Linked DNA regions of Mus musculus: region 1 is linked to region 2. Evidence: chromatin loops called from intact Hi-C (ENCODE). Cell type or tissue: gastrocnemius. All regions are shown on one strand. Links, peaks and the distances in the headings refer to the core of each region. The heading gives the core; the rest is flanking DNA.

What was found. A loop is a pair of places that touch in the nucleus more often than their neighbours do. Peaks named below come from ENCODE experiments on the same cell type or tissue, not always from the same donor. Only the 100,000 strongest peaks of a DNase experiment are listed, where the experiment ranks them.
Region 1: it touches region 2 in a loop (4-fold over the local background); 5 of 42 quality-filtered maps call a loop at or near these places.

Annotation. Positions count from the first base shown.
Region 1 is chr5:143,972,737-143,977,736 of GRCm38, reverse strand. It overlaps LOC115486439, which reads right to left and starts at 2,401. Exons shown (of 5, transcript XM_030254972.1): 1 at 1,949-2,401; 2 at 571-690. The coding sequence starts at 1,975. All of the region lies in intron 1 of Gm17135 (a long non-coding RNA gene), which reads left to right. It also overlaps a transcript of Pms2 not described here. In gastrocnemius, for the core only: a CTCF peak has its summit at 2,220 (motif pointing right); a DNase peak (open chromatin) is centred at 2,250.
Region 2 is chr5:143,728,184-143,736,434 of GRCm38, reverse strand. It overlaps Usp42 (ubiquitin specific peptidase 42), which reads left to right and starts at 4,155. Exons shown (of 18, transcript NM_029749.2): 1 at 4,155-4,272. It overlaps Gm38737 (a long non-coding RNA gene), which reads right to left and starts at 3,980. Exons shown (of 3, transcript XR_868672.3): 1 at 2,583-3,980; 2 at 1,728-1,881; 3 at 1,004-1,377. In gastrocnemius, for the core only: a CTCF peak has its summit at 4,146 (motif pointing left); DNase peaks (open chromatin) are centred at 4,012 and 4,533; H3K4me3 peaks cover 2,438 bases; H3K27ac peaks cover 2,638 bases.

The DNA of each region.
Region 1 (5,000 bases), core at 1-5,000, 240 kb before region 2:
CAACTCCTTATTCTCCCAGTTGCTCAAAGCCAAAACTCCAGACTCTTTCATTCCCAAGCTCCTTGGTCCCAAACCCTTCTCCCCATCCTCAGTCCTAGCCACTGTCACCTCTGACCATGACGCTTCTGCGAGTTTCATAACTGGTTTGTCAACAGAGAAGCCAGACAGTCTGCTAAAAGATGCTGTACTCAGCTGGCTTCCTACCCCATCTCGTTCCACATACTTGTCAAGTACAATGGGGTTAAGTTCACAATGACAGGGACAGATTCTAGACTCCAACTGCTTAGGTACAAGCCCCACCGCTTGCAGGGTTTGTGGCCACAGGCAACAATGTAACCTTCTTGAAATTCATAGGGGCTTCTAAGTGAGTTGACCCCTAGAAAGTGCTGGGCCTGGTGGAGCCCTAAAAATGAGGGCTGTTGCTATTCTCCCACTCCACTCCTCATTCAACACCAGACTGTGAGGTCAGCGGGAAGTGAAATGACTGTCCAGGGCTGTCCTCGAAACACAGGAGAGGGTTCCTCACATCATGGCCACTGGGCAGCGGCCACTGATGCTGTAAATACTGACCTCTGACTGCCTGATTTTACCATCAGGCAGAGCGCCTATCTTGTCTAAGGACGACTTGGTGCTGCTGAAGTGGACTTCGGAGTCATGGCTTGTGATTGCACTCGGGCTCCTGTGGATGCTCTGAGAGAGGAGAAGCGTGTGAGTTAGTTCCTGGTTTCCCTGGACGTGTGCATATGCATACACATCCCACCTTTGAGTGAGGTGTCACTGATGTACCATGAGCCCGCTGTGAGCATGTGTTCACACCCAGCAACTATCACCTCAGACCACACCGGGAGCACACTCACCACGCCCAACTTCCCTGACCTCACTCAGCAGTCCCTCCCTCTCCCCGTTCCCAGGCAACGCACCATCTGCATTCTACCACCACACTTTGTATCCTCTATGTGTAATTTTACATAAATGTGACCATGCGTTATGCGCTCCCTTCCTTTTGAGGCATCATCTCATGTAGCCCAGGCTGCTCTTACACTCAATACACAGCAGAGAAGGACCCTGAACTCCTGACCCCCCTGCCTCTGCCTCCTGATCGCTGGGACCACCACAGTCCTGCACCACCGGGCTTGAACCGGGCTACCCGGGCTTCGTGCATGCTCACATTTACCTGGTTTGCTTTTTCCCTATCAGTTTTTGCATGTGCTTTAAAGTCCCATCCTAACACAAATAGCTAATGGGACGTTCTCCTTTTCCATGGCTTACCACTTTATCACTGTTAGGCAAGGTCACTGTTATCATTGTTAGACTGTGTCCCTGGTGTGATGGTTCGGATATTAGCTTGGTTCCCCAGTTACTGAGAGGGGATTATGCCATCTCAGCTATAGTCAACTACTGCTCTGCTGATGGTTTGTGTGGATGGCGCTTACGTTTACAGACGGCTCATCGAAGCCACCTGACAGGGTTGATGTGCACCTCTGTCTGTGATCAACTACGTCTGCTTCACAAGGTTTATTTCTGAGTGTGTGTGTCTATGTGTATGCCCGTGCATGCGTGTGCACTGCCTGTGCAGCCCAGAGAGAGCTGGATCCCCTGGAACTGGAGTTCTTAGGTGGCTGGGAGCTGAGAACCTGGATCCTCTGCAAGAACGGCAAACACCTTTTTTTTTCCCCTTTGCGAGTCTCACAGCATGCACCCCCGTCCCGCTCATCTCCCTGTTCCTCTCACATCCACCCTCTGCTCTTGCAACCTCCCCCAGTGAAACAACACAAACACAAACAACAACACAAACACAAACAACAACACAAACACAAACAACACAAACACAAACAACACAAACACCACAAACACAAACAACACAAAGAAAGCATGGAAAACATCTCATGGAAGCTGCAGTGTGCCACAGCGTGTCCCACAGTAGAACCCTCTGTCCACACATCCTCACTTGTGAATGTTCAATGCAACGAGTCATTTCTTCTGGCTCTAGATCTCTGGCTTCTGTGACATCATCAGTATTGGACTCCTCCCAGTTATCCTGTTGTTGGCCTGTGTCATGAGATCCTGCATCTTTGAATTAGCAGGACTGGGGACTGGCCCTTTCACAGGTTCCAGCCATGGGCAGATGATGTAGATATTGGGGTGGGTCAACTAAAAAGCCCTAGATCTGGGCCTGGGTGGTAACTGAGCCGGTCAGCCTGCCAGCTCTCCCTTGTCTGCACCACCAGGGGGAGCTCTTGAGCAATGCTCCAGCCAGGCCACCTTGTACTGCCAGCAACAAGAGGCAGTGCTCCAGTGCTCTCACCCTTGGGGCCAGCTGGCCAGTGTCCCCTCCACCAGCACTCTATAGTGCTGCCCAGATGGAGGTGCAGGGCCTGCTTCCCAAGGAAACGAATACCCCTAACCTCTCTCTGAGTCATTTTCTCAGCCCCTGGACTGAGGGTTTTGGGTTTTTTTTTTTTTTTTTTTTTTTTGGTTGGTTGGTTGGTTTGGTTTTGGTTTTTTGAAATAGGGTGTGGTGGTTTGTATATGCTTGGTCCAGGGAGTGGTACTATTTGGAGGTGTGGCCTTGTTGGAGTGGGTGTGTTACTGTGGGTGTGGCACACATCCTAGCTGCCTGGAAGCCAGTATTCTACCAGCAGCCTTCAGATGTAGATCTCTCAGTACCTCCTGCACCATGCCTGCCTAGACACTGCCATGTTCCTGCCTTGACGATAATTGACTGAACCTCTGAACCTGTAAGCCAGCCCCAATTAAATGTCCTTATAAGAGTTGCTGCCAGGCAGTGGTGGCGCACAGCTTTAATCCCAGCACTTGGGAGGCAGAGGCAGGCGGATTTCTGAGTTCGAGGCCAGTCTGGTCTACAGAGTGAGTTCCAGGACAGCCAGGGCTATACAGAGAAACCCTGCCTCGAAAAACAAAACAAAACAAAACAAAAAACAAAACAAAACAAAAAGAGTTGCCTTGGTCTTGGTGTCTGTTCACAGCAGTAAACCCTAAGACAGGGTTTCTCTGTTTAGCTCTGGCTATCCTGGAGCTTACTCCGTAGACCAGGCTGGCCTTGAAGTCACAGAGATCTGCCTGACTCTACCTCCTGAGTTCTGGGAGTCAAGGCATGTGCCACCAGTGTCTGGCTGAGTATTTGTTTTTTTAACTCTGGTGGTGGACGCCATGCAGGAAGAGCTGCAGGAGGCAAGTGAGCTCCCTGGAGATGACCCACCATCCGGCTCAGCTGTGACGGGTGAGCTCTGTGCGGCACAGCCCCAGAGCCTTCATCCCCGGAGTGCTTCCTGCTATTGATGTGCTTTCTCCTGTTTGTCACTGCCACACTCCTCATTCTTTTGGCTTGTGTGAGTGGACACCCGGAGACCCTCACTGCCTGTAGCCTCCTGTGATTACTTCCTGGGCGATAGCCCACTCTGTTGGGCGAGTTTCTTGCAGATCAACATGAAGATGAAAGTTCTTAAGATAATGCAGTCTAGATGAATTAAGGATTTTATAGAATTTCTGACTTAAGTAGTTTTAGGAAGTTAGTTTGATTTTAATAAATTTGGGGTATTAGGGCAGTTGATAGAAAATATAGTTAGGAAATTAGGAGAGGTGACAAAGTTTTAAGTTGGAGTTAAGAATAGAGTGCGTCCTTCCCTGATAGGACAGCAAAAGCTGCTTGAGTCGGAGAAAGAAGCGCAGTGATCGTCCATGTATTACAGGATGGAAGAAAGGAAGGAAGGAAGGAAGGAAGGAAGGAAGGAAGGAAGGAGGGAGGGAGGGAGGGAGGGAGGGAGGGAGGGGGGGAGGGAGGGAGGGAGGGAGGAAGGAAGGCAGGCAGGCTATGCTCAGGACAAGCTGATGGTAGTGGGTGTCCATGCATCACAGGCACTAATCAGGAGGAAGGAAGACTACGCTCGTGACAAGCTGGTGGTCAAAGCGAGCACACACTCTGAGTTAGGCCTGAGTTGTTTGACCCTGAGATCTTGGGATGAGGTGACATGTTTCAGTGTGCACCAGGAAATGATGAGGTTGCAATAAAGAGCAAAGAACTCTGAGTATAAGAACAGGCAACAGGTGATTAGCCAGCCTCTGGGATCAGAACTGGAAAAATAAGATGGAAGATGGAAAGGTGACCCTCTCCTTAGTACAGGCTGTTGTCAGTCAGGCACAGGGGAAACTGGCTGCTAAGACTTGGCCTGCTTGTTCTTCGTTAATCAATGACTAAAAAAATTACTGCTTTGAGGTCAAAATGAGCTTTTGGAAAGAAAGATAAGAAACGTTTAGTTAGACATATGTTTCATATAAGAAATATGTAACCAATATCCTGTTCTAAGTTCCTTTTGTGTAATGATTTTAATCTGTTTTTGTGGTGACTGTCTTTGGAAAATGTGTAGCTTGTAGCTTTGAGGTAATTTTCTTCCTAATAGAAAAAACTTTGTCTTAAGGGGTATAAAAAGGGGTGAAGAGAAGAAATAGATGCTGGAGCCTGTCTTTGTTTCAACCATTCTGTGTGTGTGTGTGTGTGTGTGTATGTGTATATGTGTATGTATATATGTGTGTGTATATGTGTGTGTATGTGTGTGTATGTATGTATATACATGTGTGTCTGTGTGTGTGTCTGTGAATGTGTGTGTATGTATATGTATATGTGTGTGTGTGTATGTATGTATGTGTGTATGTATGTATGTGTGTGTATATATATATGTATGTGTGTGTATGTATATATGTGTGTGTATGCATGTATATATGCATGTGTGTGTGTGTGTGTGTGTATATATTTCCCTTCTCTCTAACTGCTGGCTTCTGTAGGCAGTAGCCTCCTTCTGCACCTGGAGAGAACCCCTTCCCCCGTCAGCTGCTATCAGCACCGGCCCCCACGGGCTGCCTCCCCCAGTTTACCTTGTGGTGTCAAAGCTGATCTCTGACACTTGGCTTTATCTCCTTTACCCTGGCTTATTAACTCCCTCTGTCTCTAACACAGCTCACTGGAATCAGAGTGGTTTGCAGTA
Region 2 (8,251 bases), core at 1,836-6,835:
CTGCTGTCTTATTGCCCCCTTTCCAGATAACCTGTAGTATATTAAGGATGCAGGTGTCAGAGGCGGGGTGATAAAGACATCATAGCTCCAGGCAGCTCTGTAGGAGCTCTGGAAGGAAGTAACAGCAGCTCTGCCCAACAGGGCCTTGATCCGTGTCAGTTGGGTCAGGCGGGTGCCAGGTTGGAATAAGCATTAGAATGAAGACAAAAAGCACTGTGAGGTATGGGCTTGTAAGCCCAAAATTCAAGATGCTTACGTTTGATTTAGTCTGAGAAACAAAGAGTATTCCAGGATTAGTCTGGACTGTCAACAGCAACAACAACAAAAGTAGGATTTTGGGAGCGTCTTAGGAATAATCTTTACTGGCATTTTTTATTAAAAGTAACATAGGCGCCAGTCGTGGTGGTGCATGCCTTTAATCCCAGCACTTGGGAGGCAGAGGCAGGTGGATTTCTGAGTTCGAGGCCAGCCTGGTCTACAAAGTGAGTTCCAGGACAGGCAGGGCTACACAGAGAAACCCTGTCTTGAAAAACAAAACAAAACAAAACAAAAACAAAACAAAAACAAAAACAAAAGTAACATAGGCAGTTAGGCAAGATAGCACTGACAAATTGTAATAATTTTAGTGAAGACATAGTTGCCTGTCACTTGTTTTTCATGATTTAGTGGTAGCAACATACATATTTGACAGTGAGTGGGGTAAGGATGTTTTTGTGAATAGAACATCAGCTAGTTTGCTTTGTGGATGGAAGACATCCTCTTGGTATATAAACTGTCTTTCAACAGAGTCAGCTTCTGTAAGAGGGGGAGTCTCCCCAAGTCTGCAAAGTTGGTCAGGATGATGTCAAATGTCATAAGATACAAGTTGTAAGTTACATCTAGTGTTTCATATTTGCATACCCAGCACTCAGGGAGCTAAGGTAGGAGGATTGCTTTGAGTTCTAGGCTAGCCTGGGCCACAAAGTGAGACCCTGTCCCAAGAAATGTAACCGTGGATGAAGGAGATGGGTCCTTTATTGAAACAGTTTTACATTTATTTGGTGTTGGGGGTGTTGCACATCTGCTGCAGCATGCTTGTGGCGGAGATCACAGGACAACTGGAGGAGATTAGTTCTCTCCTTCTTCTAAGTTGGTCCCAGAAATCTAACTCAGGCCCTGAGGCTTTCAGCAAGCGCCTTTTCAAACTACTTAGCCATTTCACTGATCTGTCCACCGATCCTCCAGTAAAGTTCTGCCAAGCAGTAAGAACTGAGATAGATGGCCATAACTCATATGCAGCTGTGGTGACATGGACTTGCTTGCCTAGGTCTGAGGTGGTAAAGCCTTTATCGCCAATGAGTCTAGCCTTCTTGGCATGTTCCAGGCCAGTGAAAGTCACTGTCTCAAAAACAAAACAACACAATACAAAACAAAACAAAACAGGATCTAGTGATGCCTGAAGTTCTCCTCTGGCATGCATACACACACACACACACACACACACACACACACACCCTACAGATGGTGTACATGTTTGTACACCCCAGTTATCTCAGTTCTCCTGAGACTGGTGCAGGAGGATCTGTGGTTCAAAGTCAGGTACACAGCTAGTTTTAGGCCAGCCAGGACTATATGATACCCTTTCTCAAAAAAGCCTGCTGTCAGAGAAGGAATGATCCGGCCATGGCATACCTCTATTGCTTAGAGTGGTGGCTATGGTAAGAATTGCAAGGGGGCAATTCTCTTACCTCTGAGATGTCTGCACGATCTTCTAGAATGCACTCTGTGCTTTGGGAGAGCTACTTTCCAAGGCCACAGCAGACGACCTGAAGTGCTCTCGGCGGGAACAGTGTTTCAGGCATAGTTGCAGTGGTCTTCTGTAGATGCTGTCTTGCCCTTCCACTTCCAGGGAGTAGAGAGGGGACATAGCACAGGACATGTGGATCTCAGGGGTTTGATGGATGCCATCTAACCAAGCTCTCAGTTCAGTGTGACACACGAAGATGCCAAATGTTAACCTCTGTTCTACACACACACATACACACACACACACACACACACACACAGAGGAAATATGAGAGCTATTAACAGTTGACTTCCTAATGAGCATGCACACCTGCAAGTGTGTCCATACACATACTACACAAATATGGTAGCAGTTGAAAAAAAAAACCACTTGATGTTGACCTGTTTTTGACATACACACACTCAGACATATCACACACACGCACACACACACACAAAATGCTTTTATAGTCAAATTGTTAAGGTGACCTGAATTAAAGAACATCAAACTTTGTGTAAAATCAAAGCAGAAGTGAGGGCCATTTGAGAATGTTTTGTCCACTGGGGCCAAATTCTCTTTCTTCCCTCATTTAAATCTGTAAGCCCAGCACTTGCAGATTGAGGCAGAGGTTGTAGAGTTTAAAGCCATTATACAGAATAAGACCCTGCCTCTAAAAACAAACACCAAACCCCATTCTTAATAAATCCCAACAGGGGCGGGGTAAACTTCTGGGACCTCAAAGGGAAGTGTTCTGAAATACCATAACGTTTAGCTAGATAACTAGTCCCTCAGTTCCTCAGCATTTGAATTTAATTACCTGGAAAAGGCAAAGTACTGAGCAGGTAGTTCTAGTCGCACAAATTGGTCATTTTCCTTGAGATGGGGTCTCAGTCTATAGTCTTGGCTGACCTGGATTACAGACAGGATTTTACTCTGTAGTCCAGGCTGGCTTGAACTCATGGCAATCCTTCTGCCTAAGCTGCTGAATTCTAGGATCACAGACATGGGTTATTTTACCTTTTGCAAATCTCTTAATAATGGTCTACAGTGGTGAAATTCCATAACCATTTTTTGTAAAGAAAAAAGTTGTGGTGTTAATTTTGACAGGAGATGCTGAAATGTGAGCAACTAGGATTCTCTTTCTCCTTTTTAATTCCTCAAAGTACTTGAGTTTTTTGCTCCAAATACTCAATAGACATTTTATAGCCAACCTATAGGGACTGTAATGAAGTTGGTAGCATGAGTAGGTATAGGCTCCTGACCTCTTTATAATGTTAAAAGCTTAACATAGCATGCTGTGGCTGGAATAAATGAAAGGAAAAAGGAAATATGGAGTTGGGTGTTTTGTTTTGAGACTGGGAGTCCTTCTGTAGCACAGGGTGTCTTCAAACTTGTGATTCTCCTGTCTCAGACTCACCTGTACTGGGAATCATTAAAATGGGACTTTTAATGCCCAAGCTAAAGAGCTTAGCTTCTTCTTCTGATCTGTGTTTTAAAATAAAACAAAAAACTGTGTCCACAAGAGTATAGTGAAACCAGAGTGGAGTGCTGGAGGAGTCAGTTAGACTAGGCTTAGTGAGAGAGAAGGCAAGTGGGTGGTGGGCAGGACCACAGCTCTTTAGGTCAGTAGGGTGTAGTGAACTGGTGGTCTAGGGGGTGAAAGGTTTTGATCAGCAGTGAATGCTCTTCAGGGGTGTGTACTAAATGGGTACCACAGGCAGGCGCTGGAGGGGAGAGAATACAAGGATGAACTACTTTGTCCAGCCTCAGGATCCAGGAAGTAACAAGAAGCATGACTGTAGGACTGGGGCGCAGTTGCCTCAATCTGGAGAGCTAAGACTTGAAGTGAGACGTTGAGGGGGGTGCATGGTCTGCTCTTTAGCCTGGCAGGGCTACGTAAGGTAGAGACAGCGGAGGCCCCATCGCGGTGAGGGCCCGTGGATCGCAGAGCCCAGTGGCCTCGCCACCGTAGTCCGCAGGGCCACGCGTAGGAGAGGCATGAGTCTCCCGGGATGGGAGCTCAGGTGTACTGGCTTTAGGGCCCCAACCCGGGCCACTCCGGGAACTCTGAACGGAAGCGGCCCCTCCCCGCCCTGCTGCCGGACACCCAGCCAATCAGTGCATCCCGCCAATCAGGGCGTCGGACCAATCAGTGTGCTTTCTCCGGCGGAGCCCGGCGCTTAGCTGACGCGTGAGGCCAGCCCGCGCCCCGCCGCCCTTGGGCGACGGCCCCTCCCGCGTTTGCCCGGCCCGTTAGCTGCGCGCCGCGCCTCTTGCGCGACGGCCCCTGGGCGGCGGAGGCCGTGGCGGCGGCGCGTGCGGGCGCGGCCCTGGTGCGCCCCCTGGCGGCCCGGCCGGCAAGCTGCGGGTGCGGCGCTGACCCGGAGGCGGCGGCGGCGGTGCCCGGATGGAGGCACGTCATTGTCCCCCGCCGGGCGGCTGGGCTGTGTGCGGCGGCGGCGGCGGCGGCGGCCGAGGGGGATGGAGCGAGTGCCGAGCCGGGTCAGGTAAGCTCCCGCCTCCTTCCCGCCCGCTGCAGGCCGGCGTGGGGCCGGGCCGCGTGTCCCTGGTTCGCGGCCTCAGCCGCCCCGCCGCCTTCAGCCGGCCGCGGCCCGCCGGGACTAGCGCGGCCCCTCGCCCGCCGCCCCCTCTACAGCCGCCGGGCGGCCCGGGGACCCCACGGCTGCGGGACTGGCGCTGCCGCCGCCCGGCCGGGCCAGGCCCGCAGAGCAGGAGGCGGTGGCCACGGCGGGCGGGCTCGCAGCGAAGGCAGCGCCGGGGTTGCACGGAAGGGCCGGACCCCCCTGGTTGCCATGGCCACAGCGCTCCCACCCCCACCGGCCCCAGCCCGCCCCCTCGGTCCGCTGCTCGGGCGGCCGGCAGCTACCGGGCCGCCCGGCGCGTTTGGAGCTGCCGGGGTGGGCGTGTGCACGCCGGGACAGTGTAGCCGGCGTAGCCGGCGTCCGGGGCCCGCCCGCCGCCCCCCCGCGTGGCTGCCACCTCCGGCTCCAGGGCGCCCCTCGGAGCTCCGGGCTGGCCTCCCCGCCCCCACCCCACCCCGACAAACTTTCCCACCCGGGCGCAGTCCACTAGGCTCCTCAGCAGAACACCCGAGTTGCCCACGCCGTAGCGGAGCGGACACCCGCAAGAGAGGCGGACAGCCGGGGGTGTTGGGGTGGGGGGGAGGAGCCCCGTAGCTCTTTCCCCTCCGAAAAAGCGAGTGTGCCTTCCTCCCCCAGGCTCTTTATCTTTTGGGGCACAGAGAACCAACTTACCTGGAGGAAAGGGCGGGTGGGAGGGATCAGATTCAGATGTTTGAAATGAAAATTTGACGGGACCAAAGTTTTACAATCTAGGACTTTAACCTCCCTAGAATACAGTTGAGATTACTTTTGTTGAATAGCTCTTTTATATCTGAAGGCCTTAGGACTTGCTTGTTTGTGGTTCTTTCAAGTAAATACACTCAAGTAACAAAAAGTGTCGGGGAAACTAGTTAACGCCCCTTTTACAAAGTAACAACCGGATCCAGGTTCGCACAGCTGTTTATGGAGGAGAACTTTTCTTCAAAGCATGCATTTTAAACGTTCTGCTTTTACCATGTCACTCATTCAGATGCTTAGGTCTGTGAATAATGAGTTACACTTATTTGTTTTTACTCAGGGACAGTTTCACTTTCTTTTCTGTAATCATTGATTCAAGACTACAGTAAGTACTTGGTTTGCAGAGTTTTACGGCTAATCATTCTGTTTACCAAAATACAATTAAAAACCAAGTGGTGTCTTTTTTTAAAGTTTCTTAAAACTGAAATGTTACCAGAACTTGTATAATACTGTTTATGAAGAGTTCGCATAACAGGTTTTTTTTAATGCGTTGACCTTATTTCTTCAGTGTATGTGGGGGGACACAATGTGTACATAGTGATATTCTTTCTTAAAATGAGAAAGATAAATGTAGCCTGGCATTTACTTATCGTAAAAGAGACCTAAGCAAGTAATTAGTCTTGCACATTTATTCAGCTTTGGTCCCTGGTCAGGTTTCAAAATGGACTGTTGTAACTTTGTATATCATGAAAAGGTGTTGGGACTGGCTGGGCTTTGAGTAAGTAGTTACCATTCACAGGCCGTTTTGAACACTAACTGTCAGACGCTTCACTTAGACTAAAAACAGGAGCCATATGAACCTGTCTTACACAATATAGCTGGGTTTTAAGAAAGGTTGGCTCTTATAGGTGGAGTTTAGTTTGATCCCTGGTGACTTTAAGGTGATATTCATTGGCTGAATATCCAAGTGAAGAAGATAGATGGGTTCTGTTATTCTTGCCAGAATCAAAACAATGACATATTTCTGATGACTTGAGTTGTGTTTTCCTTAATATTTATCTCCTAAGCCTATCACAGCATCTTTGCTAGAATGAGTACGGTGTTTTGTTTGGTTGGTTGTTAATCATTGTATGGAAAGGTTGCTTGTCCCAGGAAAATCAAGGGGTTTTACTATAAATGTTATTTTAAGTAAGGATAGACTAGCCTTTCCTTATTACGGAGTTTTGTCTCCTTCCCCTAACTCTCCCTCCTGTTCCTTTTTTTCCATCAATACACTGTGTGTGTGTGCACGTGTGTGTGTCTGTATGTGTATATAGAATTTCTTTTGCCTGTAGCATGAGAAATATATAAACTTTATTTGGCTAGTAGGCCCAAATTTTCTTGTGACTGAAGGTGATTTATCTTCATTTGATTAAGTATTCAAGTTATTGACTTTCTGATTTTATGTAACTGCCCCTACATTGTTAAGGTTGTAACTTCACTTGAATTAAAAATTGTAAACAAGAAGGTTGAAACTTTTAAGGAACAACTTGACTGTAAGCACCAACATGGGGACATCTGTTCACTGAAGTACACAAGGATTTTATTACCCTTTGTACTTTAAAAGGGGTGAACTTTTTAAAGGCCAAGTTTTAGAGGTACTCCCTTTAATTCAGAGGTTTTAAAGAATTAAATGAGATGCCATATATAAATCCCTAAGCACAAGCTGGTGCTACAAGCAAACACTAGTAACTTCCTGTTTGCACGATTTCATTCATTTGTTGAACACATGTTTGGAAAGCTTCCCCCATACCAGGTAGGGTGGAGTTAAGTTTTTACTACATGCTACCATGGAGATCAGCACAAGGACTTTTTAGGATTGGTTTCTTACCCAATCTTGGGGTGAAAGGTGTTGTCAAGGAAACCCTTTAGGATGGGTTTCTAAAAAGCATTGTAGAGGAATGAGTTCTAACCCTGACAGGGGAAGTGTTAACTAAGCAGAGGTAGGAGATGGAGAACATGTGAAGAATAGCTTGCAGGACCTCAGCAAGGAGCTTGGACTAAAAATGGGCCCTGTCTATGGTGGGAGTGTAACGTGCGGAGTGTTCCAGAGACTAAAGCGTGCCAAGTTCAGATGCTGGGAAGAACATAGGGAGGGCAGCTGAGCACTCCTGAAAGGTTTTCTTCAAGGTCTGACATGTAGATTTGGCTGCCTGGACATTTTGAGGACCATTCCTTAAAAGCACTTTGCTGACTTGGGTTGCATAATGGCTAGACAACGGTCCTGCTGGGTGCTGGGTGCTGGGTGCTGGGTGCTGGGTGCTGGGTGCTGGGGCTCAGTCACTGACCTTGCAGATTTTGGCTGATCTTCCAAAGGGTTATCATGAAAATTTAGCAAATAAATAAATATTCAGCAATTAATATGATACCTAGCACATCAAAAAAACTCAATTAGTAGATTTAAAAATAAGATTCAGAGATTTAAATACATATTTGTGTTCAAAGTTTGATGTTAGCAAAATTACAGGTTTAATTCTAAAAGTTGAAATACTTATAAATGCTGGACTTTTTCAGAAAAATGTATTTGCTTCACTGGTAAGACTTTTCTGTAGCTAAAATTTTTCAAAACTTCAAATTTCATACAATAGTATTTTAGACTTTCAATTAAAAATTAAAGCTAAATATTCTCTTTATGCAATTTAATTGACTTTTTTCCCTGAAAAATGGTATATGATTTAAAAATGTAATCAAATATATTAAATTGTAGACTGTTCCTAGCTTTAAGCAGTATGTATGTATGTGTATGTGTGTATATATATATATATATATATACACACATACACACACACATATATAAAATATATGTGTTTTTAGTGTATATAATTGTGTATATCATACACATATACACATATATATGTGTGTATACAAATATTATATACAATATATATATATATATGGTGTTTTTAGTGTACATAATTGTGGATTGAGGAGCCTGAGTATAACCTTGCATGGTTTGCGGGATGTGGTACAGGAAAAGGGTTTTTTGGTAGTGGTGCTGCTGCTGCTTCCAAAACAAGGTCTTTCCAAGACAGAGTCTTGTACTGAATTCTTGATCTTCCTGCCTCCACTTCCATTGCTGGGATTACAGGCATGTAACCACTAAGGCTAGGCAAGACCTCTACCACTG